Linked DNA regions of Mus musculus: regions 2 and 3 are each linked to region 1. The links are chromatin loops, found by intact Hi-C in ENCODE. Cell type or tissue: left cerebral cortex. All regions are shown on one strand. Links, peaks and the distances in the headings refer to the core of each region. The heading gives the core; the rest is flanking DNA.

Region 1 (10,776 bases), core at 3,888-6,387:
AGAGCCTTGGAGCTGACCTTCTAGTTCTGTTTCTGGGATTTAGCCAGCACCACCTAATACTCATTTTTTTTTTTCTTTCACCTGCTTCAGCATATTTTAAAGCTTCTAGCTTTTCAGATTCCTGACTAATACCAAAAGGAAAGTACGTGTATTTCTGAATCCACAGAGGCCATTTTTCTTCAGCACTTCCTCCTGTGAGTCAAGGACTGGGGTTAGTCCCTCAGTGTTCTACCACCAGCATGGCAGGCCCAGTCTGGATTCAAGAGGCTCGCATTCTGTCTGCTTTCAAGCTTGTTTTTCTTAAAATTTTTTTCAAACATTTATTTATTTACTTGTTTTTGTGAGTGTGTGTAGAGCATCTATGCACAGTGTGCATGTGAAGGTCAGAGGATATTCTGCTCTAACTATACATGCTTTAAGTTTTGAACTCAGGTCGTCAGGCTTATTGGGCAAAAGCTTTCTTCCACTAGTCCCTATATGAATTTCTGAGTCTATATTTAATGCATGTCAATAATGTATAACCACAAAGATAGTCAATTTGCAGTTGGAACGCCATTTTCATTAAAAAAATGTAGCTGTTACATGATATTCAGTACTGGAACTATTTTCTCACTGACTGTAAAGCAAAAGCAGACACAGAAGCAGGACTGAAACTCATTTGCATTATGTATTACCTCCTCTCTAGATTTTAATACAAACTCCAATTTACTTTTGTTATACTTTCTGATAATTTTCTTTCTTTCCCAAGAACTATCTCACCACTGAGCAGCCAAAAATGCTTTTTAAAAAATTAGTGCTAATTCTTAAGTTTGACATAAGATGTTTCATTTTGAGAAAAATATTATAAGCACAGAATAGAAAATTGCATCTTTTAAACATAGCTCCTTTTAATGGTTTTCATCATGGACTATGTGTTTTATTTAAGGAAATGAAAAATGTAGACTGGTAATTGGAAACTTTGTTTACACACAGCTGCATATTATATTTCACAAAATAGAGAAAACATTCTAAAGCTATGTTTTGTAAGCAGCAATACTCTCTTAGAATTTTAATTTTTAATTTAAATGTTTTTCCATAAACACACAAATGTATTTAAGAGATAACTAGCAAGCCACCATTTACCCAGGTGAAGTTTCTTTGCTGAAAGTGACTACAAGTATCTTCTTAGGAGTTTGGTTTTGATCCTCAGAATCAGCTGAATTCTCAATGGAGCCTGTCTCATCCTAAGGAATATTAACAATTGGCTGCAATGCTTTGAGTACAGAGGGAAACCTTCAAGGCCCCAGTAGCCTGTCCCTAGCTTTCCATATGGAAGCATCTAATCATAGTAGTCACTGGCAATTGCATTCTGTACCCTTGTCGAGAATGAAGTACAGGACTTCCTGCTTTAGAGCATTTCAAAGCAGGGAAGAGATGCAATAACAGAGTACACACACCAGGTTTGGGATCACAAGACCTGGCACGACCTAGCACTGCTATTAATCCCCCCCACCCCCACCCCTGCTTATAAAATGAATGTGCTAGGCAATATAATTGCCAGGTTTCCCTTGAACTCAAGGTTCAATGACTATGCAACATGTCATATGAAATAAAAAGGGATACTTCTTTAAGTAGGTTGGAAAGGAAAATAGAGGACTGCAAATTTTAAAACATAAACTTTTTTCTTTACCATATTTGCCCATTAGAATTATTTAATGTTTGTTTTTTCTAGTGTTGGTCATATGAGAGTGATTACTTAGGGTTAATTAACTAATTCTAATGGTAAGGACAATAACAATTTCTCCATTCAGAATAGAAAGAAACAACGATTAAAGGGCCAAGCTCAGAAATCATTTCTCTACTTTAAGAGATATTTTGATAAGTTAATTTTGTGCATAAAGCACTATTCTTTGATTGTATTGGAACGGGGGACACTAAGAGTAGAACAGATCTTCATTTTCTGTAATAAGAAATAAAGAATCAGTATTTTTTAAATGCTTGTTTAAGAGTCTTGACAGGATTTGTCTTGGGTGGAGGTTGTTACTGCACTTTGTGTGGTGGTAAAGGAAACAAATGCCCCTTACAGAGAATACAGGATGGACCTAGACTGTCTTGATGTGCACAACTTACAGTCTGTAAAAGAGAAGCACCTGCTTTTCCCTATAAGACTTCTAATATGCTGAAGTAACAGCTGATATTGTCTTCCTCCTCCATCTCTTATTAGACAGCTCCAGCTGAGGGGCCTCTAATCCCCCTTCTCTGCCATTAGGGTACAACCTCCCTCAGAGGAGTCATTTGTGCATCTGAGCCTTTATGAGACTGATGTCTTTTTAATATGTAAAGCGCCTGATATGGAGTGACCCTCAGTGAGCCTTCCCACTCTGCCCCCTTAGTGCAAGTGGAGGCTTCAGCTTTAAGCTCTTTGAATGCAGTCTCTTTTATTAAGTTCCCAGGGTATATTGAATGCTTAGTACATAATGATGATGGTTTTAAAATCTCATTTTACAAATGAGAAGTCAGAAGTGTTTTGGCCGATGTGGATTAACAAGTCATCTCGAGAGCCAACCTTTATCCTTGTTTCCCACTGGGCATATCCAGTTCAACCTGATGAGCAACACCAGGTGAGCAGATAAAAAGCCATAGCCATTCAGTTCGAGAAGAAATAGGTCTTTTCAAAAAGTGTAAAAATTGCCAAGTGAAGAGATTTTCATGATTAATGGTAAAGAAGAGAAGAACTATGTGCAATGGTAAAGTATCACTATTTAACAAATGGATAAATGTCATAAACATATAGGTAATTGTCTTATGCAATTATAGTGGGGGAAGAATAAGGGATTAAAGATCGACTTGTTATATGAAAACTAGAAACAGGAGAAGATAAGGTGTATGCTTTTAAAATGCACAAGCATTAACTCAGAGGAAAACAATTTGAACTCCCTCTGTGTATGACTCTCTGCTGTATAGCATAATAGAAAAGCCAGGGGATTTAATGGGATGCACAATCGTCAAAGATCTTCAGTACATGGGATCAGGGATGGGAAAATAATAAGAATAAAGCAAACAGATAACTCTATTTTACCCGTGTACAAATAATTATGGCCAAGGCAGCAGTGTACTGTGACTATCCCAAGAGAAGATGTTATAGGCTGACAGGAAATTCAGGCAGTACTTTGCTGAGGGTTTGTAAAATATATAGATTTTAAGCAAAAAATAGAGGTAGATATGGAAGTGTTTTAGATTAAAAAAAAACCTTTCATTTTCTTCATTTAGAAATAAATTGTCGAGAACCTATGCTGACATAGTAGAGAAGAAATGTGCTTTTTGGCTTCTGGAAACTTGTGTCTTGGCAGAGGCATCTCACTGACCTCTCAGGGTTGTGCGTAGGTGATATCCTCTGCAATGCCTTCCACTTCTTCTCAGCTGCTCTTCTTTTCTCCAGGGATCCGAGTCAGGTACACTTGAATATCCCAGGAAGATCCACTTCCTGCTGAAGAAGCTTCTGTCTTTCTAAATATTTCTGGAGACTTCAAATATAGACTCTTAATACTCCTGCTACAATCGGGATTTGACTCCTGCAAAAGCAAACTGAAGGCAGATTTTAGGCTTCAAACCTATTGTCAGGAAGAATGGTATGATCTTTGATGGCAGTCACTTTTCTGCCCAAGTATATAAGAAGGCAATATGCTTTTGTTTCAATCTCTTTGGTTTTTCAAGAAAAGCCAGTCCACTTTAACAGGAGGTAAGGGTATTTTCCCTGCTGGCATTAGCTCTGTCTTATAAATAGTGATGGGAACATTGGGCTACTGGGTCTTTCACTTTACAAAAGTCAACATTCTAACTGTAATTAGCTCTCTTAGCTGCTTTGAAAGGGCCAATGTCAGCTCTATTTAAGTTCCTTGTGATTTCCAGATCTCCCCAGATAACAATTGTGTGTGTGTGTGTGTGTGTGTGTGTGTCTGTGTGTGTGAGAGAGAGAGACAGAGACAGAGACAGACAGAGACAGAGAGAGACAGAGAGAGGGAGACAAAGACAGAGAGACAAAGAGACAAAGACACAGAGACAAACAGATACGCACACACACAAACACAGAGACAGAGAGACAGACAGAGAGGGAGACAGAGACAGAGAGAGAGGGAGACAGAGACAGAGAGACAGACACACACACATACAGAGAGACAGAGAGAGGGAGACAGAGAGAGGGAGACAGAGACAAAGAGAGAAACACAGAGAGACAGACAGACATATACACACACATACACACACATATATACACAGACACAGAGACAGAGAGAGAGACAGAGAGACAGAGACAGAGAGACAAAGAGAGAAAGACAGAGAGACATACACACACACACACGAGAGAGACAGAGAGACAGAGAGACAGAGACAGAGAGACAGAGATAGAGAGAGAGGGAGACAGAGACAAAGATAGAGGGAGAGACAGAGAGACAGACAGACATGCACACACACATACACACACACACACACACGAGAGAGAGAGAGAGAGAGAGAGAGAGAGAGAGAGAGAGAGAGAGAGAGAGAGAAAGAGAGAAAGAGAGAGAGAGAGAGAGAGAGAGAGGTGTCAGAGCTCTTATGGGGAGGTCAGCTTCCTTTTTAAAACTTGGTATAAGGCAAATGTTAAAAGGAAACTGATATACACCCATACACCTATAGTCTAAGATACTTGAGAGGCTGAGGCAGGAGAACTTCAAGTTTGAGGCTTGCCTGGAAAATACACTGAGACAAAAAAAGAACACAAAACCCGCTTTTAGCTGAGAAGTGGCCTTGATGTTTAAAATGCTAATTTGCCATGCAGTAGACCTCTTGGGAGATCACCCAGCACCAATCATACAGTGTATCTATAGATTGCACAGTGTATGTGTAGATTGGACTGCCAGTGCTTTTTAAATGGGTTTCTGCTGCTTCCAGGTTACAAATATTCTAATGCTGGAGAGCAGAGAGAAGAATTTTCCTGAAAAAGGATTTCGAAATGGTGAGCTCTGTTTATAGTTCCACACCATCTTACTCCCCCGGGGAGATGACATTTGTTTTAGGGAGGTAGATTTGAATAAATTTGCCTCTTTAGGAGGCTAATCAGTATGCAGAATTGCATCCAAGAAAAGCCAAATTCTCTCCTATAATTTTAACTCTCTTGGAAAATGTTGGGGTTTAGACTTCAATCCCTCAGGTAGCCTCCCTTCCCCTTTTGCCTGATAAATGCTAACAGCTCCTTGTCAGAAGAACAGCCCCACTATTTGCATCAGTGAACTCCATATTAGGGATGCTGGCTTCCTACATTGAGTATGAACTATGTGACTGAATGCAGCCCAACTGAACCACTTGGTTCCCAGATGTGAAGAGAGGAGTCCTCACTTAGTGCTGAATCTACCTCCTCAGTCAAGGTGTCTACTACTGCCTTTTATTTCAAGATCCTCCAAGACTTCCTGTGCATTTGTGATTCCATCAAAGGCACAGATTTCAGTCTCACACACAATCATGATGTATTATAGCGGCACTGTAAAGTACACAGCTAGAGCCATACGAAGAGAAACAAAAAAACCCAAAATGTTTCTAAGGTAAACTCTGGAGAAATTCAAATGTAGAGTGACCCATTTTCTCCTCTTCTTCCAAGGGGGGAGGGGTCTCAGCTAGCACACTCACTCTGAGGTAGTAAACATGAATCCACAAAGGTACAATCAATATGACCAGGCAAGGTTGTTTGTGACCTAGGTTGAAGGTTTTCACACTGAAGGTTGATTGATTCCAAAGGTGTTCATACCCATCTAAATTCTAGGTGCTTACTTAGACAGAGTGGCCCTTCAGCATAAATACCCTACTCATACAGTCTAATTATGCTGTCATAATAGTCATGTCTTAGTGAATATTTCCATACTCAAGTTCCCAGACATCTAAAGACAGCAAGCTCAGATAACTGTATTAATATTTCCCCCAAACTTCCCTCTTCAGTATCATTGCTTTACAACAAATAATCTAGATTTGAGCCTTAAAGACGTTTTTGATATTTTGCTTTTTTTTTATTGCCATTAATATGAAGAAGGTAGCTTAAGGAAGGGGGCGTTATTTGAATCATAGTTTGAGAGTGCAGTTCACCATGGTGGAGAAGGCATGATGGTAAGAGCCTGAGGCATCTGGTCACATTGCTTCAATAGTCTGGAATCAGGGCTCTGCTTGCTTTCTCCTTTGTATTCAGCTCAGAAACCCTGCCAATGGATGCTACTGCATACACCCTGGACAAGTCCTTTCTCCTTAGCTAAATGTTTCCGGAAACATCCTCATAGATACAGGATGGTAGTTGCATGGCGATTCTAATTTTAACCAACTTGACAGTGAAACGATCAGAATGGTTGTCAAGACAAATGTCTCATTAAAATTGGTTGATTTAGAAACTATATGTTGAAATAATTTAAATACTGATTAATCTTTACTTTTGGGCTCCCAGAACTGTAGACTACAGATTCCTCCAGGATGTGGCAGCTCATGAGTGCCTTTGGATGGGGTGCCTGTTTTGTTGGAGGATATTGCACTGTGATCAGGTTCAGCATGTTGGTGTTGTTTGTGCCTCAGTTGCCCCCTTTTGAACCAATTAAGAATCTGTCTGTGAGCATCCACTTTTGTATTTTCCAGGCACTGGCATAGCCTCACAAAAGAGAGCTATATCAGGGTCCTGTCAGCAAAATCTTTCTGGCGTATGCAATAGTGTCTGGGTTTGGTGGTTGTATATGGTATGGATCCCCGGGTGGGGCAGTCTCTGGATGGTCCATCCTTCCATCTTAGCTCCAAACTTTGTCTCTGTAACTCCTTCCATGGGTATTTTGTTTCCCATTCTAAGAAGGAACAAAGTATCCACACTTGGGTCTTCCTTCTTCTTGAGTTTCATGTGTTTTGGAAATTGTATCTGGGATATTCTAAGTTTCTGGGCTAATATTCACTTATCAGCGAATGAATATCACTCAGGATAATATCCTCCAGATCCATCCATTTGTCTAAGAATTTCATAAATTTATTGTTTTTAATTGCTCAGTAGTACTCCATTGTGTAAATATACCACATTTTCTGCATCCATTCTTCTGTTGAGGGACAACTGGGTTATAGTTATAGGATGGAATACAGGCCCCTAATGAAGAAGCTAGAGAAAGTACCCAAGGAGCTACAGAGGTCTGCAACCCTATAGGAGGAACAACAATATGAACTAAGCAGTACCCCCCAGATCTGTGTCCCTAGCTGCATATGTATCAGAAGATGGCCTAGTTGGCCATCAATGGGAGGAGAGGCCCTTGGTTTTGCGAAGATCATATGCCCTAGTACAGGGGAATGCCAGGGCCAGGAAGTGGGAGTGGTTGGGTTGGGGAGTAGGGGGGGAGGGTATAGGGAACTTTTGGGATAGTATTTGAAATGTAAATGAAGAAAATATCTAATAAAAACGTTTATGAACCCCCCCCCCCGCAAAAAAAAAAGAATAAATGGGAGGAAAAAAATCAATGATTTTCATGGTTCAAGATAAACCCTAATCTCTAAAGAAGAAAAATTACGTATGGAGTGAGTGATTAAACTAAGATTAAAATAATAACAACAGCAAAATAGAATCTGTCTGATCTCTCTTTTGTTCCAGAGAGATTGGGAATTCAGTTCCAAAGTTTGAGTAACACAGCCTTGATTTTTGTCTGTCCACTTTCTGAGTTTGCTAACTTGGGCAAATGACTTATCTTCTGTGACTTCAACTTCGTTATGCATGGGAAGTGCTGAACGCAATGGCATTATTGGGTATCATGAGAATTCAGTGACTACATAAAGGACTTTAAAAAATGTCTAGTCCCTGAGAAATACCACATTGTTTCTGCTATTAGTATTAATTTTAATGGCTTCGGTCTCCATTATATAATAGAAAGAAAACTACTCCTTGAGTCAGATAGACTGGAATTTCATTACTGGCTCAGCCATTATCTATATGATACTGGGAAAATTACTTTGCATATCTGAGCAGCTTTCCTCCTTGAATAAGAAAATGGGACTAATAGTTATCTGGTTGGGGTCTTTCTTTCTTTCCTTCTTTCTTTCTTCCTTCCTTCCTTTCTTTCTTTCTTTCTTTCTTTCTTTCTTTCTTTCTTTCTTTCTTTCTTTCTTTCTTTCTTCTGAATGTGGCTAGCAATAAAAATACTGTGATCAAAGCAGAAAGAGCACAGTAGACAACCCACCACATTATTATTCTTGTTCATTAATTCCCTCCCAATTGTTTATTAAGTGTCTATTATGTACCAGATGGAGTCTGTATGTTGGAGAGGGAGAGAGTTTTGAAGAACAGTTCTTGCTTTTCCTGCTTATATCAGCTTCCTGTTGCTGGAACAAAAATAAACATGATAAAGAAGGAAGTGATTATCTTGGCTCACAGTTACAGAGATTTCCATCTATGGATGTTTGGTTTTATAACTTTGGGCCCATGGCAAAGCCAAACACTGTGATGGGGAATGTATGGAGGGCAAAATTTGTTATGTCTAGTGTTCCAGAAGCAAGAGAAAGAAATGAAAATGCCCTGGGCAATAGCCTCTTCAAAGGCATATTCTCAAAGAACTATTGCTTCTTCAACAAGACCTCATTTCCTAAGGTTTTAATCACCCCCCAAATCCCAACAGCTGGTGATGAGCTTTCAGGAGACGTCTGAGATCTGGACCATAACAGTAATAAACATATGAGCCAACGCCAGGGTGACTTGGCCAAGCCAGAGTTAGGGATGGAAAGTGAGGGGAGGAAAGATGATGGCTGTGGATATGGTGAAAAGGAAAAACCTCTCAAGGAAGTGCTGCTAGTAGAGAGAACTGAGTGAGGAGTGGCAGAGAGCTGCAGAGATTCACAGAAAAGTGCTCTGGGCAGAGAGGAACCTGGGAAACATCTTGACATGGGGAGCATTGCATATCTGAGAGAACTGTGACAACCCCAGGGACCAGAATGAGGATGAGAGAGCAGATGGGAAAGGGTCAGTTATGATTGTTGCCTGAGAGACACATTGGCTTTGCTTCTAAAAGAGGATGAGGCAGAAGCATGAGAAGCAGGTAATTTACATATAAACACCTCATCCAGGGGCGGGACCAGGACTGAATGGAAGACAGGGAAGGATGTTTTGTTTTTGTTTTTGTTTTTTTGGTTATTTTTTGTTTTTTTGTTTTTGGAAATAAGGTGGCCCAGGCTGGGTGGCAGCAGTGAAAATGTTAAAGCTGCAAAATGGTAAATATTATTATTACTGATAATTGCTTTGTTCACTCATTTTACTTAGGGTGAGGCAGATGCAAGTTAACCTTTGCCAAGCTAATATTTTCGAAGAGTTCATCAGTAGTTTTGAAAGGGAAATGTCATAAAGGAGAAATTTTATAAAATGATTTTATTTTATTCTCCTCACAGCTAGATGGGAGTGTGGCTTATTACTTTTGCAATTTCTCATTACAAAAAAAAAAAAAAAGTCCCAAACTATGTAGAAGAGAAAGAAACACAAATAACACGAGTAGTGATGATTCAGAAAATGTCTCATCAATTTGTCTTGGCGGGGTACAGAGTATTCCTGCAGGATATCTGCTCCCTGCCCCTCTAATGGGCTGTGGAATTTCCCCAGAGTGGCTCCAAAGCTTCACTGTCAGGGTGGTTAGGGTGTTTTATGCAGGTTGTTGTGCTGGCTCCTGCTCAGGTGTTTCTCTTTGTCAGCGTTTGATTGGACTCTTTCATCTGTGATTCAGTGTCAGTATTAAACTCCATTTGATTCCTTGCTATTCCTTAGCACTCTATTATCAGGGGGAAAAAAGAAGCTTATGTCTTTTGGTGCTTGTTTTCTGGCCTTTTAGGGAGGCACTTTCTACCACTGCTGCATAGCAAAGGATATTTAGGGCTGATTAATATGTGCTGGGTCACCTCAGAAAGGGTCGGTTAGGCGATGAGTTCATCACGCTTGCCATGTAAGAATGAAGTTCGGAACCTTTAAACGGCCATACAGGTCACTTGGGTAATAACCTAGAATCGTTCTTTAATATATATTTACCCAAAGGCAGAAAACCACAGGAGCATGCTTGTATGGAGTTCAGAGAAGTCTTAGAGTGTGGCAAAGTGACATCATTTTTCTCTGAGAAGCAGCAGATGCCTTTCTAGTGGAAAGAGGGGTGGGGTCTTCTTTTCTTTGAAGAGGCCTGCCTCAGTTGACCCCTGGTGCTGCTCTGACATCTCTCTGATGCATTTTTTTTTGCACCCACTTCTCCTCCCTGGGTCTCCTTCTTAAAAGAAAGGATTGGATTGCAAGATATTTAAGGTCCCTTCCATGATAATTTGAATTAAACATACTTTCTGAAGTGCATTATTGTATTGGAGAGAGAGTGGGATTAGGAAAGAGCTGGTCCCATATGCTTTAGAGAAATAACTTTAAAAGAAAAAGCCAACCAAAAATCAAACTACCAGAGAACTGCATTCCTTTTTGCATACAGTAGTTATAATTCTTGACTTAAGTGAAATTCTAAGGTGACAGAGCAATTTAGACGCCCACAATGGTTCAAGAAAGCAGCCTTCTCCTACTTCTATGAATCTGTGTATTGTTGCCCAAAGCTAGTTGCATATTTCTGTAGAAGCACAGCTCTTCCTGGTGTTTTTTTTAGAGCAATTCTGTTTTACATAAGCTGAGATGTTTAAGCAGATGAATAAAATCATAGAACAATTCCAGGTAAACCCAGTTGTTTACCATACTGTGTCAGTACTTTGATCCCATTGTCTGCACTAAAACCAAAACTCTGCTCTGCAACCTCTTTTCCC
Region 2 (10,776 bases), core at 5,215-7,714, 220 kb after region 1:
TAGAAGAAACTTTTAATATACTATTCCAAACTCTAGGGTCAACTTTATTCTTTCCCACGTCTTATTCTTTCCCACGTCTACTCACCTATCATAAGTTGATGAGAACCTCTAAGTACCCAAGAGTCTTTTGTGAGTGATACAGATGTTAAAGGGAGATCTCATGATTATTACACTTGTCCAGTGAAAAGAAATATTCTCTTAATCTTCAGGCCATTGGGCCATATTCCACTACCAGAGAATCATGGAAGGCTCTGATCCCTCCACTGAGGGATCCTAAGCCAGACAGGGCCACAGGTGAAGCTAAACTTTGTTGTGAGAAAGGTGTCCATGTCACTTATGTAAACTGAGTAAACTAGACTAAATCTCCTATCACTCGCCCACAACCAATGCTATCTCTGAGTCTCTCATGCTGGGTTATGGCATCCATCACATGAACTTAGTTCATGACTAAGAAAGAAAAACAAGACTCTACCTTACAGCAATCTAAGTAGACAAGCAGCTATAATTGGACAAGAAAAACATTGAATGGGATATAAAGTTAAAGTTGTAAATTAGTAGGGATAAATTTTAGTAAATTTAAATGAAACTGATTAGTATGTGATAGAATGTCTGTAGAATTTAACAGGATAGAAAGCAGGATCAATAAGATGTTGAGAGTGTCAGGGCATCAGGAGCTAATAAGCTTTTAACTGCTGAATTAAAAATGATGCTTGACTGAAGGAGTCTGCAATCCTACAAGGAGGAACAACAATATGAACTAACCAGTAACCCCAGAGCTCATCCCTCTAGCTGCATATGTAGCAGAAGATGGCCTAGTCGGCCATCATTGGGAAGAGTAAACTTTGGTCTGGCAAATTTTATATGCCCCAGTACAGGGGAACACCAGGGCCAAGAAGTAGGAGTGGGTGGGTTGGGAAACAGGACGGGGGGGGGGGTATAGGGGACTTTTGGGATAGCATTTGAAATGTAAATGAAGAAAATATCTAATAAAAAATGTTAAAAAAATGATGCTTGAAACAGTATGATATATTATCATGAAAGTTTTAGTAGGTAGGCATCAGAAAAGTATATAATTTGGTCTGCTTTTCGGGGCTTACACAAAGCTAAAACTATCAGCTATTCAAGCATAATTCAGCAATTAGGTTTGCAGTAGCTGAAGAGGTCCTCTGGCAGTTCACAGCATTCATGTATGCTTTTTCAAGGGTTGAAGGAATAAGGGAAGAATGTTGACACAAGTTCAGGCCAATACAGGGAAGTCACTTGAAACAACTCAAAGCCAACTTATGAAGTCTTATTTGAATGAGCTAAAGAAGTCCCTTTACCTTTTTAATCCATAGTGACCTAATCACGGAATAACAGCCATCATTTAAAAGTCTCAGCTACACTCTAGACCCAGGTGATATTGGGCCATGTTATACTTTAGTGGACCATGTTACCATGGATAGTATTGTGGTATAAATTTCACTAAAGATGAAATTCAATTTTATCGTTAACAGGGTATTCAAATCATATGTAAATCTGTAGGCTACCAAGCTGTAACTTATAGAACAATTATGGGACAAATTAAGTCTCTTCATGATTATAATCTATTGATTTGTGTATATTCAATAAATATTTTATGATAATGTGAAATTGGTAGATGATGGGTTAAAATGAAAAGCTAAGTACCCGTATTAATGTAAGAGTGGGTGGGTAGGGGAGTGGGGGTGGGTGGGTATGGGGGACTTTTGGTATAGCATTGGAAATGTAAATGAGCTAAATACCTAATAAAAAATGGAAAAAAAAAAGAGTGATTCGATGTTCTTTTTTGCAGAATCTAAAGATGACAAGTTTCTTATGAGTTATTTTGAAGCCTCCTTTCTTATTTAGTATGCACAGGGCAGCCAGCTCTGTTGACTCAGTGTCTTTGAACTTTAGCTTTATGCCTGAGTCACAATGGGGAGCTCTTATTAATTATAATTCCTACAACATTATCTGCTACTGTTTAGTTTCTCTGGGTATCAATTATTTTTAATGGATACACTTTAGTGTGTATAAAAGGAGCAACAAAATAAAATCAAATTTGGAAATGAAAACTATGTTTAAGGAACTTGTACTTTCCTGAAACAAAATCTAGATTTACCACTACATCTTTCCTTGCCTCTGAAAGTACAAGGGTTGCCTTACTTATAACTGGTTTCTGATAAGCTTAGTTTCGTTAACAGAATGTATCGACGATTAACAGTAATTAGACACATAATACAAATATCACTGTACATTTTATTGTTGCTTCTTGTTTTTCTAGAAAGCATTCCAGAATAGAATCATGCTTTTTTTTTCCCCTCTGATGATTCACGTAATAAGAGGATTTGCCGCAGGCTATGTTTTAGAACATGATATGCCTAGAATGTGTCAACACAAAGAAGCCACATATGTAACCAGCTTCCCACTTCTTAAGGTTTTACGTTTTTAATAATGGATTGAGTTGTTAGTTGCCTGCTTGACAACTTTATTGTCCTTATCCAGTTGCCAAGTGAGAAACATTCCCTAACTGACAGCAGGTATTAAAAACACGGCAAGTGATCCAAGCCATCAAGACCTCATAAAACTCGAGATGAAGTGTTCGCTCTGCTTTGCCCCATTGGCTAGGCTTTTTCCTCAGAGCCATGGTCCCCTGCTGCTGCAAGTGGAGATGGCAGACATTTCAAGGTGAAAGCATCAATTTTTAACTGAAATGCTCATGCTTTCCCCCCCAAAAAATAAAGCATTTTTTCTTACATCTCAATATTTGAAGCTGATTCATCAGCCAGACAGGATTAAGAACAAAGGGAAGCGGTGTTCCCCTGAACACATCTGAAGTGCTCATAAAAAGCGGTTGTATCATCATTTATTCAAACCATATTTTCCCTTTTTTACTAAGAATCTTTAAAAAGAAGTTATCACGGGTTTCCTTGTAAAGAAGATGCCCAGTAATTTGTCTGTTACTATTGAGGACTGGATTCATTTGAAAAGCTTTCATCAGTTTACTAAAATACTATATAGAGTTATAAATCCAAATCATCTAGAGCAGAAAGAAGATCATATGCAAATGAGGGAAGGATAGAGAAAGGAAAGGATATGTAATCATTCTAAGCACCCTAGTGCACAGCTCACCGAAATGCATGCTCTATTTTTCCTCCCTTATATTACATCCTGACCGCAATTTCACCTTCCTCCACTCCTCCAAATTTCTCTAAATTACTATAAAATCAGAATAAGTTACATATATTTTTATTCCAAAACAGAAGAATTGGGGCACAGTTACAATCAAATAAAAGCAGAAGCAAATCCAGTAGTCTAAAAAGCTCAGTACTGGCAATATGGGATTCACTTGGGATCTTCAGAGTTCCAAATATCTGATATCCTACATATCAGACATTTCTTTGGCGAGTCACGATGGTAGCAAAATTACAGTCATGAGGTAGCAATGAAAATAATTTTATGGTTAGGGGTCACTGCATGTGGGACTGACTGCATTAAATGGTTGCAGCTTTAAGAAGGTTGAAAGGACCCAGATGTAGCTGTCTCTTGTGAGACTATGCCGGGGCCTAGCAAACACAGAAGTGGATGCTCACAGTCAGCTAATGGATGGATCACAGGGCTCCCAATGGAGGAGCTAGAGAAAGTACCCAAGGAGCTAAAGGGATCTGCAACCCTATAGGTGGAACAACATTATGAACTAACCAGTACCCCGGAGCTCTTGACTCTAGCTGCCTATGTATCAAAAGATGGCCTAGTCGGCCATCACTGGAAAGAGAGGCCCATTGGACAGGCAAACTTTATATGCCCCAGTACAGAGGAACGCCAGGGCCAAAAAGGGGGAGTGGGTGGGCAGGGGAGTGGGGGTGGGTGGGTATGGGGGACTTTTGGTATAGCATTGGAAATGTAAATGAGCTAAATACCTAATAAAAATGAAAAAAAAAAAGAAAGCTTACAGAATCAAAAACAAACAAAAAAAAAAAACAAAACAAAAAAAAAAAAAAAAGAAGAAGGTTGAAAACCACTGCTCTAGACTCAGAGCAGCTCTACTCCCTAGCTGCTGCTGTCTCAATGGTCTGATGATACTGGCATTTCCAAAATGCTAGGGATTTCACTGCAACTGGACTGCACCCTCACTAATTAATTCTCCTTGGCTCTCTCCAGAGACTCCAACCATGCCACAAAGTGCCAAGCCTCAGCTGTTCTCTATGACTCCTTTATATCATCAAAACCAGTAATACCTGGGTGACTCTTACACTACCAAGCTCTGTTGCTAGTACAAGGTTCAGCCTTGGCCACCTCTTGACCATAGGCTTACCCAGAGGAAACACTTTGATCCTGAGTCAGTGATGTTGGTCTCGATTATAGCCAGTTCCCTAGTTCCAGCTGACCAGCATCTAGTGTCCAAGAAAAGCAAAGTCTTTACTTCAGTGGTGGGTGTTGGTCTTGTTAATTATAATTATTTCTTTAGCCTCATTTGCTCAGACACCACAGAGTCTTAACACAAAATATCACTTAAGTAACTCTGATTGTCTTTGCTTCCTGCTGAAACTTCACAAGCGAGGTCTCCCTTCTCTATACTTCTCTCTGAGTTCCCAAAAAACAGGCCACTGAGCTATGAGCACTCCATCTGTTTTCAAGTTCAAAATTCAAATGTTCCAATGATTCTCTCAAAAACACGTGATCAGGTCCATCACTGTGATCTCTCATGACCTGGTATCTGTTTCTATCTTGGTGAGGATTTCTATTGTTGTGAGAAAATACCATGGCCAAAAGCAACTTGGAAAGGAAATGGTTTATTCAGCTAACACCTCCACATGAGAAGAAAGCTGGATTGGGTACCTAGAGGCAAGAGCTGATGTAAAAGCCAGGAAGGGATGCTTATAACTAGCTTATAACTAGCTTGAACCTCCTCATGACTTGCTCAGCCTGCTTTCTTACAGGCTTTCATATAGCATCTTACAGCACCAGCCCAAGGGTGTACCATTCAGAACAACCAGGGCCTTCCCACATCAGTTATCTATCAAGAAAATGCACCACAGGCTTACAAAGGATAGTCTAGTGGGTGAACATTTTTACAAAATGACTCCAACTTATGTCACATTGACATAAACTAACTAGCACATGTGGTATATGTGAATAGAAAAAAATGGAATCAATAACGTGTGAAATAAAATTTAAAGAAGAGTTCATTGAGCTAAATGAAAAATTATACTTCCTAAAGTGACATGTGACAGCACCTTTGGCAGTTGCCTATGTCAAATTATTGTCTTTGGGGAACAGGATAATCTTTGTGACAAGCGTTACTAGCTTCAGAAGCAGATGAAAAAATTTCTACAACTCATTTTGTTTTCTGACTTTGTAAGTGAGTAATATCTCTGCCTTACCTATGGTGGGTATCAAAATAGAAAACGTCTAAAGAAAGTGCAACAACTTCTTAAAAATAAAAATGTGGCATTGATGTCTTCAATCAACATATCTTTTGGGTTACTTCATCCAAAAGATTTACTGATACATAAGAAATGAACAAAAATGAAAACTGTAAATATGTTTTTGATTAGCAACAATTGACAAAAGGCAAAGCCATTATAGGTAGAATGTTTTCATACTTAGGAATCATTGGCCACATATACATATTTCACACCTTGCCATTACCTCAAATATCTCTTTTGCTGGAAAACTGATTTGTTGGGTTTTAGTACCCGCTTCCTGGGACAGGTGTTCACCAGGTACTTTCTTATTATGGACTGTGTTTGAATTACAAACAATATCTTCCTTAAGACTCTTAGAAAAGGAGACTTTCTGTGTGACACAGTCTGAGGGCTTCCTTGCTGGGCCTTCCCTGTTCCTCTTTCAGTATCTCAGTCCCTCACTCTCTTCTCTTTTCCCACCTTCCTGTCTTCTTAGATCCACTCTTCCTCCTTTCTTTCACTCTTTTCTCTAAAGTGGACATCTTGTACAGAGATGTTCCTTTTCCTTTCTAGCAGAGTGACATATTTAAAAATACTTTATTTACTTTTTATTATTTATCATTTTCTGGGCTTACATAACAAGAGAGACCTTCAAAGTATTAACCTGACCCATATACAAGCCCATTTTACTTTTACATTAAGCTAGCTGAATTAATAAATGTGACGAGAAGATAAGGCATAGATGTTAGTAGTGTTTTATCCTCTGGAAAATCCTCAACAATAAGTTGCATTGAAATCTGGAGTGTGAGGTAAATCAGAAAACTTAGAGCTTTATAGTTCAGCCTCCAAGATGCATATGAAGCAATTGCAGCTATAAGTGATACCATCTTCAGAGTGCAGCAGGAACAAGTTGAACATTTTCTATTTTCTCCTTGGCTGGATACCAGCTGCCAGGTTTTGCCTTTTAAAAACTCTAAAGAAAAAAGACTGTTTTATAGAATTTAGGAAACTAAGTGATTTTTCTTTATTGCAAGGAAAGGAAATATTTATTATATATCATGATGTGGTGGGTGGAGGAATTAGTTTAAAAAAAAAAAACCACAAATTTCTTTGAAGAATAGAGATGTAAGAATATTAAGGGCAAAACCAGAGTTAGATCTCAGGGGAACTTCCAAGGGGTGCTATTCTACCCTTTCATATGACTTGGAGGTATTATTGTTATTAAGGTATTAATTTTACTATAATGCTAATAGCTCAGAATATAATATAGCAAATCCTTTTGAGAGTGTGTGTGAGGTCAGTGGACTAAAACTTGCAGTTCTTTTACAATGATTCTGACAAGCAGTGGGAAACCTTTCCTGTTCAAATATATTTCTGACTATTGTTTATCACTAATTCCACTTAAAATTTTACTCTTGGACAGGGGAGAAAGCCAAATATGTCAAAGGACTGCTTTAAATCCCCCAGAACTCATGTATAAAAAGCTAACTAAATGTGGCTACACGTGTCTGTGAGTCAAGTCCAAGCCCGTGGGCTGTGGAGAAGGGACAGGAAGATGAATGAGCTCACTGGTAAGCTGGCCTCTTCGCTTGGTGTGTCCCAGATTTAGTGACAACTTTGTGTCAGAAAAGAAGGAGAATGAATGCCTGAGGAAGTTACCTTATATTGACCTATGGCCTCTGCATATATGCATATAAACATGCATGCATGCATACACATGCATTACACATAAAGCCATATGCACACAAAATTCATAATTTCACATGCTTATTTAAATGAATACCCTGGCATATCAATTTAACAATGGAACACCATGTACTGTTATCCTTGAAGCATAACTTCCAGTGTCAACTCCAAAGTGTGCTTCACTTTAGTAGATTCCAGAGAACTATGGGATTTCTCCCCAGCATTTTTGTTTCAGGAGTCACAGAATGTTACTATGTATCACTTCTGTGACTTCAAATTCTCTGCTGTTCTGGGCATGTTGTCTTTTGAGCTTATTTTGATGTTGTCAGTGAAAGGTCCTGGAAGAAGAAATTTAGCTTCCATTACAGAATTACAGAGTTGTTCCTCAGCAAAGAATGTTTAGCAGTAATTTGACCTTCGTCTCTTTACCAGCTGATCATGTGAATCAGAACAGGTTTCTGCAAGGTTATTATCAAGTTTGAAGTGTTATATTTACACTGTTAACCTCCTTGTAACAATTAAGGTTTTAAGTATGAAAGACTTTCATAAAGATTCTTTCACTGGTCATTGTGAGAGAGCCCTAAATAGGGCTAATAGCTCCCCTTTTTGTTGTTTTTGCCCTTTAAAGACATCTCTCCTCTTTCTGGTTACATCATAACATTCATACACATATCTATTGTCTAATCTATTAATCACAGATATGACTATACTCATGACCTGGCATATTTACTCTCTGTAATGCAATTTTGCTAAGAGAGTAAAATATAGTAAAGAGCTGACATGAAAGCATAGCACTATGTATGGGCTATAACTTTGGTATTCTTAGTAACTTGAGGTGGTATGATAGAGTCATCGCTATCTGTAAGAGAATAAAGGCCAATGTGGGGTCCAACTTCTTTTTCCATGTATCCTGTTATCTTCTTCCCAAATGATGGATCCTGAAAGAACTTTATCTCTTTGTCTGTATAGTCCCTGGGACTCCCACAGCTCTCTATGCAATAATTTCTATACTGTAGTTTGGTCCTTAGTGCATTGATTTTCATACCAAATCCAATTCATAACACTCTAGTCCTGCTGGAGTAAGCATTTCTTATTTCCTGATTTTCTTATTTTCCTGACACAAACTTAGATAAAAAGGAGAAATTTAATAAGAAATTGTGTGACATTACACCATATTTTTTCAAATTCAGATTGTCCTTAGGTGTTACTTTTAAGAGGATTCTGAAACACACAATGTCCACTTAGATTAGAACAGGGTTACAGTAACCCCTGCTAGATCAATGTAGTAGTACACTACACATTCATAATTGCAATCTCATTTGTTGAATTTATTTCATAATGTTCAGGTATTATGGTGATTATTTTGAGTTTTTTTCTACATGAAATTAAAATTAAAATCTGTTTAAAGTTCTAACATATCAACATTAGTAGGCACATCATATTGTCCAACATTCCTTCACTCTACTCTATGATTTTAAAGTATTACAGAACAACAGTGAATGCATTAATTATTCTATTGTGTTGTTAGTTGAACAATAGAATTTTTAAAATTGTGGGCCATCAGTAAGTTCTGGTGTGTCTCTGTACATACAGCAAAGGGCAGATGGGGCAGTTGCTGTTGCTCTTGTGCAAACAGCACCTGGCAAGCCTTCTCATATGGTTGCTGCCTGAAGGTTTTATCCTCAGTACAAGTATTGGGCCTTTGGAACCTGACAGGGCCATAATGGCTCTAGCCTTATTGGTACATTACTTCATTGCTAACTTCATCTCTATGGTGGTTTGAATAGGTCTGCCCCCCCACAGACTCATGTATGTGAGTGCCTGGCCCACAGGGAGTGACATTATTAGGAGGTGTGGTCTTGCAGGAATAGGCGTGGTCTTGTTGGAGGAAGTATGTTATTGTGACAGAAGACTTTGGGGTCTCTATGCTCAAGCTTTGCCCAGTATGGCAGAGTCTCCTGTTGCCTGTGGATCAAGATGTAACTCTCTCAGCTCCTTTTTTAGTACCATGTCTGCTTGTATACTGCCATGTCCTGCCATGATGATAATGGACAAAACTTATGAAACTGTAAGCTAGCCCCAATTAAATGTTTTCCTTTATAAGAACTGTCATAGCATATCCGGGGATCCATCCCATAATCAGCTTCCAAATGCTGACACCATTGCATACACTAGCGAGATTATGCTGAAAGGACCCTGATATAGCTGTCTCTTGTCAGAGTATGCCTGGGCCTAGCAAACATAGAAGTGGATGCTCACAGTCGGCTATTGGATGGATCACATGGCCCCCAATGAAGGAGCTAGAGAAAGTACCAAAGAAGCTAAAGGGATCTGCAACCCTATAGGTGGAACAACATTATGAACTAACCAGTACCCCGGAGCTCTTGACTCTAGCTGCATATGCATCAAAAGATGGCCTAGTCGGCCATCACTCGAAAGAGAGGCCCATTGGACACGCAAACTTTATATGCCCCAGTACAGGGGAACGCCAGGGCCATAAAAGGGGAGTGGGTGGGTAGGGGAGAGGGGGTGGGTGGCTATGGGGGACTTTTGGTATAGCATTGCAAATGTAAATGAGCGAAATACCTAATAAAAAATGGAAAAAAAATGCAAAAAAAAAAAAAAGAACTGTCATAGACATTATGTCCATGCAGCAATAGAACCTTAATTACAACAATAAAAAAAATGGTCTTTTAATAGAGCCAGTTAGAGGAAGTGGACTACTAAGACCATGATTTCAAGGGTATATCCTTGTGTCTTCAACCTCTCTTTTCTCTGTTTCCTGCTCACAGTGAGGTGAGTATCTTTGTGCCTCAGATTCTCACCATGTTTTGCAACATAAGTCCCAAACCAACAAAGCTTCATAAACATGAAGGGAGACATTGGAAATAGTGAACCAAATGGATCTTTCTTTATCATAAGTTGATTATTTCTTGTATTTTGTGACAGCATTCAAAACCTAACATAATTTCATTTCTCAAATCTCTCAGAACAATATCTATACAGGTCTTGTCAGTCCATTCTAGGTATTTAAGTTCTAGAATTGTCTTGATATATCCAGTTATGGTTTCTTTTTTCAGCCTAATCTTGTCATTTCCATCTTACAATATCAAATATTAAGAAAAGGCTTAGCTCTTTCTTTCACATTTGTTCCCAAGTTGTCCTTTTCTATAATAAAAGGCATATATACATATATATATACACACACATATATATGAGTGGCTTTAAAATAATTTTGTTGTGATGTATTTTCAGTAAATTATATATATCTGAGGTCAAATAAGACTATTGGTCAATAAAAGGAGTTGTAATGTGTAATGGGAAAAGTTTATGAAGGTCCAAGATAGATTACTGTTTATATTGGTATTTTATATAAGAATCTGTGGCCGCAAGAAGCTGTACTACTTTGTCAAGTCCCATGACAGTAAATGAGATTTGAACCCTGGCAATGTAAGTCTCACTTCAATGTTACTGTCCTCACTCTCCATTTGGGAGTGTTTACAGAATCCCAGTTGAATTTTAAAAGAGCTAAGTAATTGTCTGTTTACCAAGTAGGGTGTGGCCTAAAAGGTGTGGCCTTGTTGTAGGAAGTGTGTCCCTGTGGGAACAGGTTTTAAGATCTAAGAAACCTAAATCTGACCACTGTGTCTCACAGTCTCCTTCTGCTTTCTAAAGATGAAAG
Region 3 (10,776 bases), core at 3,059-5,558, 110 kb after region 1:
CCTTAACGATTACCTGTCACCATGGCCCTTATTTTAGTTCACAAGCATCATAACTGTGTAGAACATTGCTTTACTCTCTTGTGAACTTGCATGCTTCCTCCTGGTGCCATGAAAGCTAGATATGTAACAAGAATTAGGAAAACGGATGCCATGAATTTGAAAGAGATTAAGGGAATGCATAGAAAAGGTTAGAATGAGGAACAGAAAGAAGGAAAATGATGCAATTAATTTAAAAAATAGGTTTTTTTTAGAAACTGAAATTAATGAAAAAATACTGAAAAAGTATATATTTATTGAGTTTGTTATTTGAATATTTTATACATGTATAACATACATTCTGATGATTACAACTCCTTATCCACCCTTTAAATGTTTCTCCTTTTTATTCTTCCTTTTCCATATAAGCAACCTTAACATATTCATGAAATTCTCAAAAATAAATTTTAAATTATGAACATGAATAAGTTACATATTGTAATCATACTATCATTTTAAAGTATTTATTTAGAAATTTTAAATTTTGTATATGGCTATACATGGGCATGTATGTGTGTATACGATGCCTACAGATGCCAGAGGTGCAGCTTTTCTGTCATAGGTAGATTAGCTCTCTCACAGTACACATCTCACTTCTCTGCTTCTTATAATATTTCTTCTCCTCTTCTTTGATGGTTCCCTAAGACTTTCGTGTAGGAGTTGTGTTTTAGATGTGTCAATTGTGTCTGAGAACCCCATGGCCAGTTGTTTACACCATTATGTTCTGTTGTGGCCTTCTCTGATCATCTCCATCTGCTGCAAAAATAAGCTTTGATGAGGGATGAGAGTTGTATCTATCTATGTGCACATTGATGAATATTTAGAATGTAGTTTGAAATTATACCAGTTTAAGAAATAGCAGTAGTAGAGGAGATTATAGGTTCCATGTCCTCACTATCCATGGCTAATGGGCTGGATTTACAGCATCAAGCACACATTCTCTTATACTGAGAGGGCCTTAAGGTCAAAAAGACAATTGTTCATTACCCATAGGATGTAAGTGTCACTATTGTGTCTTTGGGGTACCTTACAGTTCTGGTTCTTGTAGTTTGTAGATGTTATAACTGGGTAGATGTGTTGGTCATTTTTTGTTGACTTAACAAAAATCAGAGTTATCTAAAATGATAAACCTTAATTGAGAAAATGTCTCCATCAAATTGTTCTGTAGGCAAGATTGTGAGGAAATTTTTTGATTACTGATTGGTGTTGGGAGGGTCAACCATTGTGGGTGGTACCATCCCTCGGCAGGTGGGTCCAAGTTAAACAAAAATAAGAAAGCAGAGTGAACTATGAAAAGTAAGCAAATAAGAAGCATTCTTGCATAGTACTATTTCAGGTCTTCAGTTCCTGCTCTGACTTTTCAAAGTGTTGGACTGTGATGTGGGACTTGTAAGCTGAAACAGACCCTTTTGTCCACAAGTTAGCTCTGGTCAGTATTTTAGCAATAGAAATGAAACTAAGACAGTAAAACTACTGGTTACTTTTTTCTCTTGACAGCTTGGATAGCCCGTTTTTTATACTTTGAAGGCTAGTTGGCTTCTAGTTTCAGTTCTTTCGAGTACTTTACCCAAAGCATATAGTTTCTTTATCAATAGAGTCTTACCAGCAATTTTCTGGGAAGCAACAGAGGGCAGCATTAATAACCTATGTTGTTTTCATGGTTTCTTACACTTTTCTAACTGACAATTTGAAAAGGACTATCCTATGACTGACACTGGATTTTCAGGGGGACTGTTGCCACCTCAAATAGTATAACTTCATTCTAACTATTTTTGTATACACATGAATCTAACACTATGATTTTGTGATAATGATTGCAGTCAGACATTGGAAGATTGAATGAAGTAATTTCCCATAACATGTTTTAAGGCTTTGTGGTATAATTTTAAATAAACCAGAATGATAGATCAAAAGAATGTGTTCATTTTATCCCCTTAATCACAGAGTGTATTTTATTATTGTGGCTGAGAATACAACATAACAATGTGGACCATATTTCATTAGAAAGTCGCTCAGGTTCCCAGAGTATTGTCTTGTAGTTGGCATTGCAACTGAGTATTTAATAATGTATTTTAATACTCTAGATGGCTAGTTATTTTGGCAAAAAAATGTCAGCGAATTTCATGCACATCACCTTATTATCTTATTTCTTTTATAAATTAAGCTTTCTTAGTGAGAAGTAATATTGTTTGGGTTAACTTCGTAATGAGTAGACATTCAGGAAGTTAACAGATGGTATTGTTGGCAAAGAGAGGCAAGCAGAGCCTGCCAATCCAGATCCAAAATAAGTCTGTATTCTAATAAGGAAAAATCCACTGTGGGGAAGGGTCCAAAATAACCAACTTGCTGCCAACAGGCTATCTGCTTTCCTTTGGATATGGGGACCTGCCTGAGGTTCAGAGATGGTGGCTTTTGCTATAAAATTGGGCATTCAATCCTGATGATAGCCAAATTTGTATTAGTGAGGAGTCCATTTGTTGAGTCTATTCAAAATCCCCTTACAGTGCCATGGCTGCAATTTAAATGAACATGTTATGTAAACATGCCTGGGATTTGGGGGAGGAAAATCAAGATTGACTGGCATCTACGTTTAGAACAAGTTGTCCCCTTGATTATTGAAAGCCTCATCTTTAGTGGGAACTTTTTACTGAACATTTGCATAGGACAAAAATAATCTCGAATTCTTAGTTAATTCTGGGAGGTTTATCCAAACCCCTTTGTCTCCAACCATCTGGTCAAACCATTAGTCATTGCCCTTCAATTGTTTCACATGCAATGTCTCCTTCCAGGAAAACTGGACCACAATATGTACCCTGCTAGTTCTGCCCACTAGGAGAATTATCTTTTATATTTTTCCCCAGCATCATTCCAATCAGGGTAGGAGATACAGGGCTATAGCAATTCACTTTGTACTAGTGCCAGCATGTTGGACAGTGCTCTTTTCGAACCAGCCTGGATAAGTTTTCTCTGTGATCAACTCCTGGCAAAAATCTTGCCATGTGGCCACAGGAATAGCACTTGGAGTTACCGACTTGCTTGCTCAGGTAAGCTCATCACTATGTCCCCAGGGACTGCACCTGCTGATGGAATATTAACAGATGTCCACAGCTTACTGATGTAAATGTTTAGTGCACAACAGGCAACTTAGGTATATTTGTTAAAGGCAAAGCTTTTGCCTCTAACAGATACCAATGTAAAGACACTGAAGGCAAATTTGCAGCCAAAGATGAGAAAATTCCTCTTTAATACTTGAGCTATAGTTTTCTATTACACCCCAATATTTATGATGATATCCAGTCAATAGCCAAGTGTTTCCATGGCAGTCAACATGGTGTTACCTTCCTGTTCATAAATAAGTACATAGCGTTACCAGCCCAGTTAACAGCATGAGGTTCCTAAGTCAGAAGTAAAGGCCCCTTGTGAGAGAGTCGAAACCCCTGTCTCTCACAGACAGCAGATAGTTGGTTTATATCAGAGATAGGAGACTAAAGGTATTTTGTTGGCCTATCTTACAATAGTAGATGAATTCTCGAATTCTGTATACAGTGAGTGAATAAAAGTCAAATATTTGTCTAATCAATATTTATGGAGCAGCAGGCAAATAAGGGCAGTGTTTAGTTCTTCCCCAGATGATAATAAATCTTGGATAAGTGCTGCAGTGGGAGAAGTTTCCGATTAGGCATGTAATAATCTTTGTCATTTAAAAAGATCTATCCACCTGGGAGACAATGTGAGCATGCTTTCTGGTTTCATAGCATATTTGTTCCAACTGTACATTTTGGAACTCGATTCAAAGCCAGAAAAATGGAAAGAAGGATTTTTTCCCATGTGGGAGCAATGGCATTTCTGGAACTGTGGGATCTTCTGGACCATGTCACTCACCATTAAGTATGCATATCCCGCCTCTTGAACCTAGTTGGGACTTGGTGACTGGTTGGAGAGCAGAATGGGGCAAAATGGCACTGCTTTAGGAAATATGGCTTCCTTCTGGCACTGTGTGCTTTCCTCAGAGTGCTTATGGTGATTGGCATGCAACCACCATGCTGTAAGGAAGCCCAGGCTGTACTCAGCAGTGACATGGATAGGTTCTGGCTAAGAGCTCCAGTTAAGGTGCCTGCCAACACTCTGTGTTGGTTGCCAGCTGTTCGAGTGAATGAGCCTAGAGACTACTCCAGGCCTCAGTCTTCAGGGCTAAGTGAAGAAGGGCAAGCTTTCCCTTCACATCCAGCCCAAGTAACAAATTTACCAGTACAACAATGTCCTTGTAGTGAGCTACGAGTGATGCCGTGTCACTGGAACTGATGTAATGAGGTCCCATAAGACACTTGAAGCAGTCGCTGAGCAGACTATATTAAAACATTGTCATGAAAACCAGACAATATTCTCTGCTTTGGAGGACTAAGTTTGAAGTTATTATCTAATGATCTCTGAGATATTTGTCTGTGTCTCTTTCCCCACTGAAAATTTTCCCCCGACTGGTTATTTGCTCAAGGTTTCTTTGGGAAGCTACAAAGGAAGATTTACAGTAGAAAATTTGATGTTCTTATAATATACTCTTCAATCATCCATGATGTCATCTCAGAAAAGTCACACTGATCTGTAAACTGTCTGAAGGGAACTTCTCAGTGGTCTCAGTGGTTAGCTACTCCCCAGGGAAGATTCTATAGATTGGACCATTTTGGTAGGCATGATTCTCCTCTTTATTAGCAGGACAGGGGTCTCATTTTTTTATGCCATTGTGTGTGTGTTTGTGTGTGTGTGTATGTGTGTCCTTTTTCCATTCAAGATCTCTAAAATTCTTCTTCTGTGATAACCCATTTAAAAGCATCAGATACATCACATTTCCAGCCAACAAAGAATGCCATCTAAGCACCTTTGAAAAATGCACTCATTTTCTCTAAGGAAATGCCAATTTCAGTGTTTCCATGAAGGGTGTACTTTCTCTGAAACAATATGACTTGGTTCTTTCAAGATACTGGGGCGATAAACACTCAGGTGCCTATGGTGCACACAATTCAGTTTTTCTAGTTCCCTAAGACTCTGAATTACTTTTAATCATACTAAGGTGTCTTTTCCCAGATATGAGACTACTGATGTTTCTACAATGTGAATTTGAGTAAAGATTACAAACAGTTGTGTTGCTAACATCTAAATGTCTAAAACTCTTATATTTTTGTAAACTTAAAAGAATTCGTGCAAGTTTCATGGACTTATATCCACATGACAAGGTCAAAAGGACTCCAGATAAGTACTTCTGTCAATCAATATCCTAAGCTAGCCAGCCTACCCTACTGCCTGTTCCTAAGAATGGGCTCCCTCTCTCTCCCCGTCTCCCTCTCCCTCTCCCTCTCCCTCTCCCTCTCCCTCTCCCTCTCCCTCTCCCTCTCCCTCTCCCTCTCCCTCTCCCTCTCCCTGTCCCTCTCCCTCTCCCTCTCCCTCTTCCTTCCCCTCCCCCTCCCCCCTCCCCTTCCCCCCTCTCATCTGTTGTCTGTCTGTCTGTCTGTCTATGCTTCTAGTGTTGAGACAACTTCCACAGCCTCAACTGTTAGGACCATTGGCCTGAATGGTTCAAGTATACACTCAAGATTTTTCCCCTAGGCTCCTTAACTTTACCTCCTGTCGCTAGTCTATATCTGTCCCAACAGATTTTCAATCAAAGACCATAAATTGTGAAAAAAAATAAGCTTGCCCCAGAGTTGCTGAAAACCCATATAACCTAGATACTTTTGATAGAATTTACAACCATCCAGAGCCTCTGACTTGAACCAGAACTTCTAGACTGCTTCAAAGTTGCAATTTCTAGATTACTTCAAATCTGCCTACACTTCACTAGCCCCAGATGGTCCCACAATATGTGGGTGGCAAGAAAGATGATCCTAGCTCAATTCCTCTCTGCCCTGCTACCCAGTCTTTAAATAGCATTCTAGCCTTCCTAAATCCTGACAATGACTACCTAATTTCAGTTAAAATACAGTTATAGAATAGATTAAGTGATTATCATGAACATAAAGACTAGAATGTCAAGTTCAAAAGAAACCTGGAACAAATGGCTAACTATTAGTATATGGCCTATTAGTATACTAAAGAGAATGCTGGTCTCCAGGTTCACTCAGTACCTGTGGCTCCTCTCAGCTCTTCACACCCTCCCTGCTGTCTGTCCTAAATTTCATAGTTCATAGGCTTCCCTTCCCCAGCTCCTGATTCCTATATAGCACTGCCATTTTTACCACGAGCCCTCTTGATCTTCTTCTTCCTTGGTTCCCTTTGCTGCCTTTCTCTTCCTCTCTTATCCCACCCTCTCCTCTCATGACCCAGTTCAGTATTCTGGTTATATTTAGTCTACCTACTCTCCCTGCACTAAACAATTCCAGATGCCTCTGGCTGTAATCTTCCTTATATCTACAGTAAAAACCATCTACTCAACCATTAAAAAAACCTTTTACCATTACTTAACCATGAATCGAGGTTTCATTCAACTAACCTGCTAAATATTGGATATCTTCTTAGCTGTTTATATATATGCCAACAATTTATGCCTAGTTATACCCATCATGAAAGACTTAGTTTATTTGATAATAGATTCTTTTCCTTCAAAGTTTACCATTAGAATCCATGATCATATATAAATTCATGCACACACACACACACACACACACACACACACACACACACATACACACACACAATTTTCATGGTTTCCCTTTTACTAGTAGAAACATTTAGAAGGTAAAATCGGTCTCCAACTGAAATAAAATGCATTCTTGTTCTCATCTTGCTCAAACTCCAACTGACTGAGCAGGATCTGGCTCTGATCCTAGATTCTAGACTACTTAGAAGGGATAACAATATGGGAAAGCTTACTTTTGTAAATCTGTGTTCCAGTGTCGTACATCGACAGTTATATATGTAAAGAAACACCAGGGAGGCCAAAGTGAGAAGAATCTGTCCATACTGGTTGGAGAGGCTTTGCAGTACTCATGATGATTTCAATATTCTTAGCTGAATTCATTTCAGTGTTTAGGGGGCTTCCTCTTGTCTGGCTGATGCTCTCAGTTTCACCTAAGGAATCTGACAAGGAAATATATTTAGTTGCTATTTAACACAATTTACTTACTTTTAAAGTCGGAGATAAAGGAATCCTTTTAGCCTACTTTACTCATAGAATGTTCATTACTGTACTTGGAGTAGATGAGCTTATACTATCCTTTTGTGTGTTTCTTACAAGATTTGATTTTGTTTTATTCTCATTCACATTGTTACATCATCATGACTTCTCAGGCCTCTAAAGTCAGTCTTTAATTAGCCCTTCATTCCAGTTAACTTTAGGTGATAATTTAAACGTTGAGTTCCTGGATTCATGAATTGCCTGAGGCTGGGTTCTTATTGCCTACCAACCTGCCCATAAACCGGTTTTAGGGTTTGTTTCCACAGGGATATGGTACTTACAGCCATGTCTGCAACTACTCAATATCTGTCAAAATTCTGGTTAGGAACAAAAGGAGCTGCTTAGCTTGTTAAAAGACAAAGGGAGTTGCGAGGTAGCTCGTGCCTATAGTTCCAGTACATGGGATGCAAAGGAAGGAAGAATGCTATGGCAACCTAGGCTATATTGTGAGTTCTAGGACAGAGCAAAAGTATTCCTCCAAACCAAGCAAATACAAACAAAACAAATAGAACAAACCACCACCAAACAAACAAGTCACAGACAAAAGAAAGAAATTAGATTTGTTAAAATATGTATCAGGTGGGCCATATAATCTCTAGGAAAATTAGAGATATAGGTTGTAAAGCTGGGTCACCATGGACAAAATGTTCACAGCACCATGAGTAATGCTTCAGCAATTATACCACTGCTGCTGTCCCTGGGAGACAACTGTGCAGCATATGCAGACTCTAGATATTAGAAAGCAGAGACTGTTCACCCTGCTCCCCAAAGCTGCTTCTTCTCTCATATTCTCAGTAAAAAATGATCTATCATACGAGCATCCTGACGGTTTTCATCTGGGAACTGAACTTTTCTGTGAACATACCCGACTGGTCTAGCATAGCACAAGCCAGTGTTCTCTCTGAACGGGTATTAAGGAAATGAGCTCTGGCTTCTAACTGTGGTAGCACGAAGTAGCAATTAATTGTCTAAGACTGACTTCCTGCAGGCTAGTCTGTAGGAGAATTTGCCTCCTTCGTAGCAGAATGATTTAGGAACTAAACATTGCTCCATGGAAACTGGCTACAGCTCATTGCTTGAGGTAATCATCCTTGGTGGAGTGCTGAGGTGGTACGGCAAGTCTAGGGGCTTGAATAATGCTGTATCCACAAGGCCTGCACCCTCCATTACACCACTGGATGGATTGGTTCTTATAATGGTACAGCTTAAATGCCTATGGCCCAAGGACCAAGTTGCTTAAATATCTGTCCTTGCTAAATCACAGGAAGCTACACTAGAGTGTGAAGAGCAACTGGAGAATGGTCTTCCTACAATTGTCTTTGTTAGTCTGACAGAATGAATACAGTTCTAGAAGATCTAATGTTTTTGATATCTGATAAATTGCCTTTGATTGATCTTCACATTGGCAAGACTCATTAAAACAGAAACAATGAGAAAATACTTGATAAAATTTTATTGCAGATGAGTAGACTCATCTCATTTTAATTATATGAAAACATACTGTTTTAATTGTAATAAATTTGACAAAATCATTGGTTTTTGAAAGATGTATTTAAGATATATGAATAACATAGAAATATAAGAAATATATAAGCATATGAGAGTTTTCATAAGATGCTGGATTTGATATGTTAATTTAGGGTCTTTATTGAATGAAATGGTTAAATTTAGAACAAATATATACTAATGATATAAAACGATGTGTTTCTTTGGTTCTTATGTATCAGTGTGGACTCAGCTGTATGGGTGACTGAAAAGTCTTGTTATCCATCATTTTCTGCAAACACGTTACAAGAACCATGAATACAGCTGCTAGGCCAGAGATAACAGCGTGGTCACATTGTTCTACCTGCTCTATAGGAAGGCATGGCCCAGGGTGCAGCTTCTGCTTTTCCCAGTGAGTTTCATGTTTGCACATTTCACTTATGTGAGTCATCACATTTCATAGTTAGGCTTTTCTCATGATTTCCTGGTGTATAAAACAACAGATCACAGAGGTGGAGAGGCAGAAATGTGGTCGGAAATGTTGTGAGTGGCCAACTATTTCATCAAAAATTTAAGTTAGTATACAAAATAATGAGTTACACTCTGATGTTTTCACACATGTAACTATTTGGCTCACATTCAGCTCAACTACCTTTCCCGATAGGTCCTTCCCCCTCTTTTTATTTGCTTTTTTTTTTTTTTACCCTTAAATAGTCTCCTTTCTACTCACATGTCAAATATATGAGAGGGGAGGGGAAGTTGAAAGAGAGGGGGAGACATGAGACACACACAGATATTGAATCAAGAGAAAAAAACATATGAGAAAAAACACCCTGATCTTTTGTCTTTGCTCACCTATTATCTTCCTTTTCTTTTTGCTTCCTTCCATTAAGACACATTTCATGTACAGATTGGGATGGTTATTTTAATAGTGGTGGGAAGACCTGCTCCATGTAGATGGCACTGTCCCTGGGGTAGGGAATCTTAAAGTCTATGAATGTTGAAAGCAAGCTGTATGATGGGGTGACACATGTGGTGTGTTCTACCTATTCTTTCAACTGCAGAGGTTGGCTATCTACTTCAGGCTCCTGCTTCCCTGACTGCCCCCACAATGATGGATAATAACTCGGACTGTCCCCTCCCCCGTGCTTCCATTCTTTATTACAACACTAAGAAACGAAATTTAAATGGTTGGTTGTAGTTGGAATAACACCTTAGATAACACATACTATGACTTCACACTGTTCTCAATGTTCTTATGACTGGTAGGCAAGTCTTTTGAGAAATACATAATGATATTAAATAATGGATTAAAATGCTACAATAAGAAAAATGGACATAGCCTAACGAAGATATTGAACTTCATGAAAAATTGAGGATTTCATCAGAATGAAGGGCAAGTTAATAAATTAAGGGAAAAATGCCTTAGATTTTTCTAGAACAAATTCTAGTTCCAGAGGACAGTGAAGTGAATTTCCAGAAAACATGCATAGAAACAATGACCAAATCATATCCTTGCCACCTCTGCTCATGAATAAGAAAGATTAGTACATACGCTGAACACACCTTTGCTATGTTAAGAGATATTCATGTATTTATAATGAATGCTTTCTCCTTAACAGGATTAAATTCATCATTCAATATTTTTATCATCTATGGAGCCAATCATGATTTATTCTTAATCTGTTAATTTGATGAATTATAATGCTTAGTTACCTAACATTAATTTATTCTTTTAATTTCCTAGTGATTTGGTTTTGGCTAGGCCCTCACATATGGTAACTTTCAGGGAATGCTTTTCTGATAAATTTTCATCTTGGAGCTTCCAGCTAAAGCTGAGTCCATAAAATTTGCTACCCTAAGTCTGTGTGATGTACCATCTTAGGACACTGATATCCTGTGACATCTTCCTTCCTTCTTCTATTTCCCTTTCTTCCCTCTGCCTACTTTATGTAGAGCGCTAGGCTTGTCAGTTAAACTCAGTTCCCTTCACTTGTTGGTGAGTTAGTTCTGCTTCCACATGAGGTGTTAGTCCTCCAGGACTACTGCCTTTCCATAGGCTGTGAGTCTGTTTCTCATTTTCTCTCTGC

The links. A loop is a pair of places that touch in the nucleus more often than their neighbours do. Peaks named below come from ENCODE experiments on the same cell type or tissue, not always from the same donor. Only the 100,000 strongest peaks of a DNase experiment are listed, where the experiment ranks them.
Region 2: a loop joins it to region 1, with 13 times the contacts of the local background. A loop is called at or near these places in 2 of 42 quality-filtered maps.
Region 3: it touches region 1 in a loop (7-fold over the local background); 2 of 42 quality-filtered maps call a loop at or near these places.

What each region holds. Positions count from the first base shown.
Region 1 is chr3:70,196,740-70,207,515 of GRCm38, forward strand. No RefSeq gene overlaps it. Among named protein-coding and RNA genes, the nearest start is that of Gm23477, 27 kb to the right of the region's middle. In left cerebral cortex, for the core only: no CTCF peak of the experiment used is centred there; a DNase peak (open chromatin) is centred at 4,967; H3K27ac peaks cover 768 bases.
Region 2 is chr3:70,415,919-70,426,694 of GRCm38, forward strand. No RefSeq gene overlaps it. Among named protein-coding and RNA genes, the nearest start is that of Gm23477, 190 kb to the left of the region's middle. In left cerebral cortex, for the core only: no CTCF peak of the experiment used is centred there; DNase peaks (open chromatin) are centred at 6,317 and 6,943; H3K27ac peaks cover 953 bases.
Region 3 is chr3:70,305,374-70,316,149 of GRCm38, forward strand. No RefSeq gene overlaps it. Among named protein-coding and RNA genes, the nearest start is that of Gm23477, 82 kb to the left of the region's middle. In left cerebral cortex, for the core only: no CTCF peak of the experiment used is centred there; a DNase peak (open chromatin) is centred at 4,102.